Linked DNA regions of Homo sapiens: region 1 is linked to region 2. The links are chromatin contacts, found by Hi-C or POLR2A ChIA-PET in ENCODE. All regions are on one chromosome and are shown on one strand. Each heading gives the region's core, a stretch centred on a gene start or an enhancer-like site at or near the end of the contact. The rest is flanking DNA. Distances are from core to core; before and after follow the strand shown.

The links. Hi-C counts contacts between places; a loop is a spot of excess contacts on that map. ChIA-PET counts read pairs that join two places held with the same protein, here RNA polymerase II (POLR2A). Pooled maps may share reads with other maps.
Region 1: a loop to region 2 is called in a pooled map, with 4 times the contacts of the local background. The contact joins the enhancer-like site here to the promoter of DCAF15 in region 2. A Hi-C loop is called at or near these places in 3 of 50 pooled maps. POLR2A ChIA-PET finds 5 or more read pairs at or near these places in 3 of 52 experiments (A673, GM10248 and naive thymus-derived CD8-positive, alpha-beta T cell).

The regions. Positions count from the first base shown.
Region 1 is chr19:14,368,260-14,371,836 of GRCh38, forward strand. No RefSeq gene overlaps it. Among named protein-coding and RNA genes, the nearest start is that of LINC01841, 6.1 kb to the left of the region's middle. RefSeq lists an enhancer at 2,534-2,603. Within about 2 kb of position 1,557, at least 19 of the 41 ENCODE cell types and tissues checked have a DNase peak (open chromatin) inside an H3K27ac peak, as active enhancers do.
Region 2 is chr19:13,951,147-13,954,767 of GRCh38, forward strand. It overlaps DCAF15 (DDB1 and CUL4 associated factor 15), which reads left to right and starts at 1,363. Exons shown (of 13, transcript NM_138353.4): 1 at 1,363-1,498; 2 at 3,194-3,291; 3 at 3,380-3,515. The coding sequence starts at 1,367. It also overlaps a transcript of PODNL1 not described here. RefSeq lists an enhancer at 736-785 and a silencer at 1,446-1,585.

The sequences.
Region 1 (3,577 bases), core at 307-2,806, 420 kb after region 2:
TTTCTGTTTCTATGAATTTGACAAGTTTAGTTACTTCCTGTAAATGTGATCATACGGTATTTGTTCTTTTGTGGCAGGTTTATTTCACTTAGCATAATGCCCTCAGGGTGCATTCATGTTATATGTACGAGAATTTCCTTCCTCTTTAAGGCTGAGTAATATTCCACTGTATAGATAGACCACATTTTGTTTATCCATTCATCTATCCATGGAGACTGGTTGCTTTCAACTTTTGGCTATTTTAGCTAATGCTGCCGTGAACATAGGTGTACAGATGTCTCTTTGAACTTTGCTTTCAATTCGGGTGTCTATGCAGAAGTAGAATTGATGGATCATATGACAATTCTATGTTTAATTTTTTTTTTTTTTTTGAGATGGAGTCTTGCTCTGTCACCCAGGCTGGAGTGCAGTGGCGCGATCTCCGCTCACTGCAACCTCCACCTCCCGGGTTCAAGCGATTCTCCTGCCTCAGCCTCTCGAGTAGCTGGGATTAGAGGCAGCTGCCACCACACCCGGCTAATCTTTGTATTGTTGTCCAGGCTGGTCTCAAACTCCTGACCTCAAATGGTCCACCCACCTCGGCCTCTCAAAGTGCTGGGATTACAGGCATGAGCCACCATGCCTGGCCTCTATGTTTAATTTTTTTAGGACTCTCCATACTGTTTTCCACAGTGGCTGCACCATTTTACATTGTCACCAGCAGCCCACAATGGTTTCAATTTATGGGGTTTTGTTTTGTTTTGCTTTTTTTTTTTTTTTTTTTTGGACAGGGTCTCACTCTGTTGCCCAGGCTGGAGTGCAATGGTGCAATCATAGCTCACTGCAGCCTTGACCTCCTGGGATCAAGCGATCCTCTTGCCTCGGCCTCCCAAGTAGTTGGGACTACAGGTGCATGCCACCATGCTCAGCTAATTTTTAAATATTTTTAGAAATGAAGTCTTCCTTTGTTGCCCAGGCTGGTCTTGAACTCCTGGCCCAACTGATCCTCTCTCCTTGGCCTCCCAAAGCATTGGGATAACAGTTGTGAGCTACCACTTCTAACCTATTTTCTGTTTTTTTGATAGTAGCCATCCTAATGGGTGTTAGGTAGTATCTCACTGTGGTTTTTATTTGTTTATTCATTTATTTATAGAGATGGAGTCTTGCTATGTTGCCCAGGCTGGTCTCAAACTCCTGGCCTCAAGTGATCCTCCCACCTCGGCCTCCCAAAGTGCTGGAATTACAGGCGTGAGCCACCGCACCTGGCCTGTGGTTTTGATTTGCATTTCCCTAATGATTGGTGACTTTGAGTATCTTTTCATAGGCCTATTGGACATTTGTCTGGCCTGGAATTTTAACAACTCTGTTTCAAAGGAAGCACAGAGTGTGGGTGTCAATCTCCTTGCCAATGTCAGGGCCGCCTGACCTCGTGGATAGCAGGCAGCCCAGAGCTGGCTCCTCGGGCCGGACAGAAGCTGGGCATGAGAGGCTGTCGTGGGAGTGACAATTCCACTAGGGGAATGCCAGATTGCCACTGAACTTTGTCACTAAGACCCACACCAAAGGCCCCAGAAAGCCCCAGTGACACTTTTGCCCCTAGATAGGAGGGTACCGACAGGAAATGCTGTCAGAAAAATGCCTCCTTGTACACTCAAAAATGGCTTTTGCCGTCTGCCCAGAGGGGCCCCTCTCCCCCTGACTCACCGTAGCAGCGCGTGGAGGACAATTTTGGCTGTGACAACGTCACGCCCGCTGCGGGGAGTTGATCTGCAAGCCACAAACGTCATTCATTCCTCTCCACCTCCAGGATTTGGAACATCTCCCCGGACCACAGATTTTTCCTTCAATCAACTTGCTTTTCCTTTAAAAAAAAAAAAAAAACTTAAATGAATTTATTTGGGAAGGAACTTTTATGCCACCACCACAAAAGGAAACAAAAGGAAACCAGGGCCATTTCCATAAGTAGAAAGCAACAGCAAAAGGACCTATATTTGTAGGGGTGGGGGTGAAATTAAACTTGCTTCCTGCTGTCGCCTGGTTGAAGCCTCAAGAGCCGGGACTAGGGTAGGGAGAGGGAGGTGCCCAGGCGTAGAATATAATGAGTCGCTCACTCGCAGGACCCTGGGATCCACAGCCTCACCCTCCAGTGAAGCTCTGGATCAAAGAGACTGCTCTTTTTGTTTAAAAAAAAAAATTGAAAGGAGACAAAAAGGGAAAGAAATAGGCCAGGCGCAGTGGCTCACGCCTGTAATCCCAACAGTTTGGGAGGCAGAGGCGGGAGGATCGCTAGAGCTCAGGAGTCCAAGACCAGCCTGGGCAACATAATGAGACCCCTGTCTCATTATAAAAAAGTAAAGAAAAAAAATGGGGAAGGAAATTAAAAACCGAAAGCGACGACTGAAGTGTTTAGAGGTGTCAGAGATATAGCTGTGAAAAACTCAGACTTCTTTTTTTTTTTTTTTTTTTTTTTGAGACAGAGTTTCGCTCTGTCGCCCAAGCTGGAGAGCAGTGGCGTCATCTCGGCTCACTGCAACCTCTCTGCCTCCCAGGTTCAAGCAATTCTCCTGCCTCAGCCTCCTGAGTAGCTGGGATTACAGGCATGCGCCACCATGCCCGGCTAATTTTTGCACTTTTAGTAGAGGCAGGATTTCACCATGTTGGCCAGACTGGTCTCAAACGCCTGACCTCAAGTAATCCACCTACCTCAGCCTTCCAAAGTGCTAGGATTACAAGCATAAGCCACCATGCCTGGTCTATTTTATTTATGTATTTATTTTATTTTATTTTTTTGAGACAGAGTCTCACTCTGTCACCCTGGCTGCAGTGCAGTGGTGCGATTTCGGCTCACTGCCACCTCTGCCTCCTAGGCTCAAGTGATCCTCCCACCTCTGCCTCCCAAGTTGCTGAGACTACAGGTGCACACTACCATGCCCAGCTAATTTGTGGAGTTTTTGTAGAGATGAGGTCTCGATATGTAGCCCAGGCTGCTCTTGAACTGCTGGACTCAAGCAATCTTCCTGCCTCGGTCTCCCAAAGTGCTGGGAATACAGGCATGAGCCACTGCACCCGGCCTGTTTTTTTTTTTTGTTTTTGTTTTTTTTTTTTATGGAGGTGAGATTGACATGACATAAAATAGACCCTTTTAAAGTGCATGGTTCAGCGCCATTTAGTACATTCACTACGTTGAGCAACCATCACCTCTATCTAGTTCCAGAATGTTTTCAACACCGCAAAAGGAAACCCCGTCCTCATTACCACTCATTCCTCATTCCTCCTCCCCAGCCCCTGGCAACCACCAATCTGTTTTCTGGCTATGAATTTGCCTATTCTGGACATTTCATATAAATGGAATCGTGCACTATGTGACCTTCTGTGTCTGGCTTCTCTCACTCAGTATCATGTTTTCAAGGTTCATCCACCCTGTAGCATGGATCAGAGCCTCGTTCCTTTTTATGGTTGAATTAAAAATCGCTTTTTATGGTAATTGTGAACCGTGCTGCTATGAACATGGGTGTATAAGTATCTGTTTGAGGTCAGGCACAGTGGCTCATGCCTGGAATCCCAGCGCTTTGGGAGGCTGAGGTGGGCAGATCATTTG
Region 2 (3,621 bases), core at 113-2,612:
CTAAAACCCTTGAAATCAGCTGGGCACAGTGGTTTATGCCTGTAATCCCAGCACTTTGGGAGGCCAAGACGGGATGATCCCTTGAGGTCAGGAGTTTTCGAGCAGCCTGGGCAACATAGTGAGACCCCATCTCTACAAAAAAAATTTTTTTAATGAAGACAATAAAAAAAAACTATCTTCTAGATTGTTCAGAGGATTAAATGGGCTGGCCAGGGGTGGGGGCTCACACCTGTCCTCCCAACACTTTGGGAAGCAGAGGTGGGAGGATCACTTGAGCCCAGGTGTTGGAGACCAGCCTGGACAACTTGGTGAAACTCCGTCCCTACAAAAAATACAAAAAATTAGGCCGGGCGCGGTGGCTTATGCCCGTAATTCCAGCACTTTGGGAGGCCTAGGCGGGCGGATCACCTGAGGTCAGGAGTTCGCAACCAGCCTGGCCAACATAGTGAAACCTCGTCTCTACTAAAAATACAAAAAATTAGGCAGGCGTGGTGGCGCACGCCTGTAGTCCTAGCTACATGAGAGGCTGAGGTGAGAGGATCATCTGAGCCCGGGGTCGAGGCTGCAGTGAACCGTGATCACGCCACTGCACTCCAGCCTGGGTGACAAAGTGAGACTCTGTCTAAAAAAATAAAATAAATGAGGTAATGTATACGAATATGATGCACGGAGCGGACCTTCAACAATTATTTTTATTGCTATGATCTGCATAATTGGCACAACAGGGCCCTGCCACATCGAACTGTTTAAGCTCAGAACCGTGTCTGTCACATGTGGAGCGATCCATGATTGATGCTATCATTATCACCACCATCATCCCACCAACCCGCCCATCGGAAACAAGCTTTCATCGAATCCCATCGTTTTTTCCTTTTTTGTAAATCTCTTTCCTCGGCCTGGCTCTGCCGCCCAAGTATGCTCGTCAGGCCTTTGCCCACCTGGACCGGGCGCGGGCAGCCCGGGGCTGAGGATTCTCGAGCCTTGGTGGACCACAGGCTCCCGTCGCCCCGCCCAAGGGCCTGGACCGCCTGTGGTCTCCATGGAAACCCGCCAGCCACAGGGGGCGTGACGCCGTTGAGACAGACAGAGATATTCACCTATCAGATCAAAGTTATCTGGGCAGGGCGAACAAACGGGACCTCCGAGTGGTACGTCCTTAAGGCGGGGCGGGAATACGGCAACGGGCCGCGGGGGCTGTTACTGTCGCTACCAATCAAGAGTCGAGATGGCTTTGATGGACAGGCATAGCGCGAGTGCGGGCTTTCGCCCAACCGGCGGGCCGCTGTCCCGAAAAAGGACCAATGAGGAGGCGGCAGGGGTGGGGCGAAGGGGCCGGTTGCTCCGGAAGTGGAGGGAGGGGGTGAAAATGGCGCCCAGCTCGAAATCGGAGCGGAACAGCGGGGCTGGGAGCGGCGGCGGCGGCCCCGGGGGAGCCGGAGGGAAGCGGGCAGCAGGGCGGCGGCGGGAGCACGTCCTCAAGCAGCTGGAGCGGGTCAAGGTGAGGCCTGGAGCCGGAGTGGGGAGCGCGCCGGAGGGTGGGGAGTAGGGACGAGGGAGGCGGAGGGAGGAGGGCGTTCGCGGGGTGAGGGGTTGGGGGCGGGGCCCCAGGGGAGGGGGCTCGGATGCAGGGCCTGGGCGGGGCCCGGGGGAGATGGCTTGGATGGAGGGGGCTCAGTTGGGGGCCTGGATGCAGGTGGTTGTGTCGGGTGACCGGCAAAGGGGCTGGGATGGAGGGGGTTGGGGGCGGGGCCCCAGGGAGGGGGCTCGGAGGGAGGCGACCCCAGAGGCCGCAGGGAGAATCAGGAGGAAGGGGGCGATCCAGGCTTTTCAAAGCTCTGCTCCCATGGTTGCTCCATAATGGAACCTTCCCGCCCCCTTTGCAGAGCCCCTGCCGCTGGCTTTGGGCTTCCTCCGCCTGATGTTCCTCTCCCTGCCCAAGCCCCGACCACACATGAGCTGGGAGTTCCAGTACCTGGGTGGGCCTCCCCATTGAAAGTGTGGGAGCTCCCTGGATAGGGCTGAGTCTTCCCCCGCAGAGTGAGAGTTACCGAAGCAGGCTCTGTCTCCTCCATCAGACTGGAAACTCCCAGAGCTGGGGGATGATGTCTCTCTCCCCCATCAGTTTGGGAGCTCTGGAGGGCAGAAATGTGGATCTCTTGCAGGTGGGCAGTAACTGGGGCAAGGCTGTGTCTCTGTGGACAGGGACTGCGCCTTCTCCGTGAGGCTGGTAGCTTTGTAAGGGCAGTGCTGTGTCTCCCCCTTTTGACTGGGAGCTCCCTGGGCTGGGACAGTCTCCGCCCTTAGCCTGGGAGCTCCCTGGGCTTGGCTGTGGTTCCGCCCTTAGCTTGGAAGCTCCTTGGGCAGGGACTGTGTCTCCCCTGTCGGCCTGGGCCTGGCTGGCCAGGCTGTTTCCTCCGTCAGACTGAGACCTCCATGTGGACAGGGCTGTCTCCCATCAGACAGGGAGCTTCCCAGACAGGACTCTTCCCATCAGATTGGAATGTCTTGAAGGCAGAGTTGGGTAGCAAGACTGAGGCTGTTCGGATATCCCTGTGCCTGGCTTCTGCCTGTCAGTCCCCGCAGATCCTTCCGCGGTGAAGTTTTGGGGATGAGGGATTCCCTTGGATTCCGTTGGAAGGCGGTAGTTAATTGGGAAGGGGGCGTTGGGTCATTGGTTAGGCTCACCCTTCTATCTGCCTCGACTGGCCCCCAGCAGAGGCCAGAGCTGCCCCGGGGAGGAGGAGCCCCCTTGTTTGAAGGCTGGTGGGTTGGGAACAGATGGGTGCAGGTCAGGACTCTGTCCCAGCCTCCTTAGTAGGATAAATACCCACAGCTTAGGGACAGCCTTCAGGGAGGGAAGCAGGTGGCCCAGCGTGGGACAGGGTGATTGGGGAACTTTCTTGGGGGCGGTGACGCTGGGCTCAGTCAAGAGGGACCTGAGGCTGAAGAGGTATGGAACTGGGAAGGTGGCCTGGGTCCCTGGTGGAGATGAAGGCTCAAGCGCGGTCCATCTGGCTTTACTGTCCCCATCTGCCTCAGTTGTTCCCACCTTCCAGAGCTTGGCCTTCTTTTGACCATTATGGTGGGCTGGGCCGGTCTGGACCCGGTGAGAGCCGCTCTGCCTCTCTGCCGTGGGTGAGGGGGCTGGGGGCTGCAGATGGTGCCTGAAGTGCCCTGGCCACCCCTTCCCCAGATCAGCGGACAGCTCTCCCCTCGCCTCTTCCGGAAGCTGCCTCCCCGGGTGTGCGTGTCCCTCAAGAACATTGTGGATGAGGACTTCCTCTATGCAGGGTGAGGCTGGGCCCAGGCAAAGGGGGCAGGTGGGCGGGAGTGGTGGGCTCGCCCTGACCTGGCCGCTGTGCCCCCTCCACCCCCACAGACATATCTTCCTGGGCTTTTCCAAATGCGGCCGCTACGTCCTCTCCTACACCAGCAGCAGTGGGGATGACGACTTCTCCTTCTACATCTACCATCTGTACTGGTGGGAGTTCAACGTTCACAGCAAGCTCAAGCTGGTAGGGAGGCTTCAACACCAGGCTGGCCCTTCAGATGGTGTGGTTCAGCAGGTCACAGCAACCTCTGAGCCTCAGGTTCCTTGGGTGTAAAATGATCATCATGTAC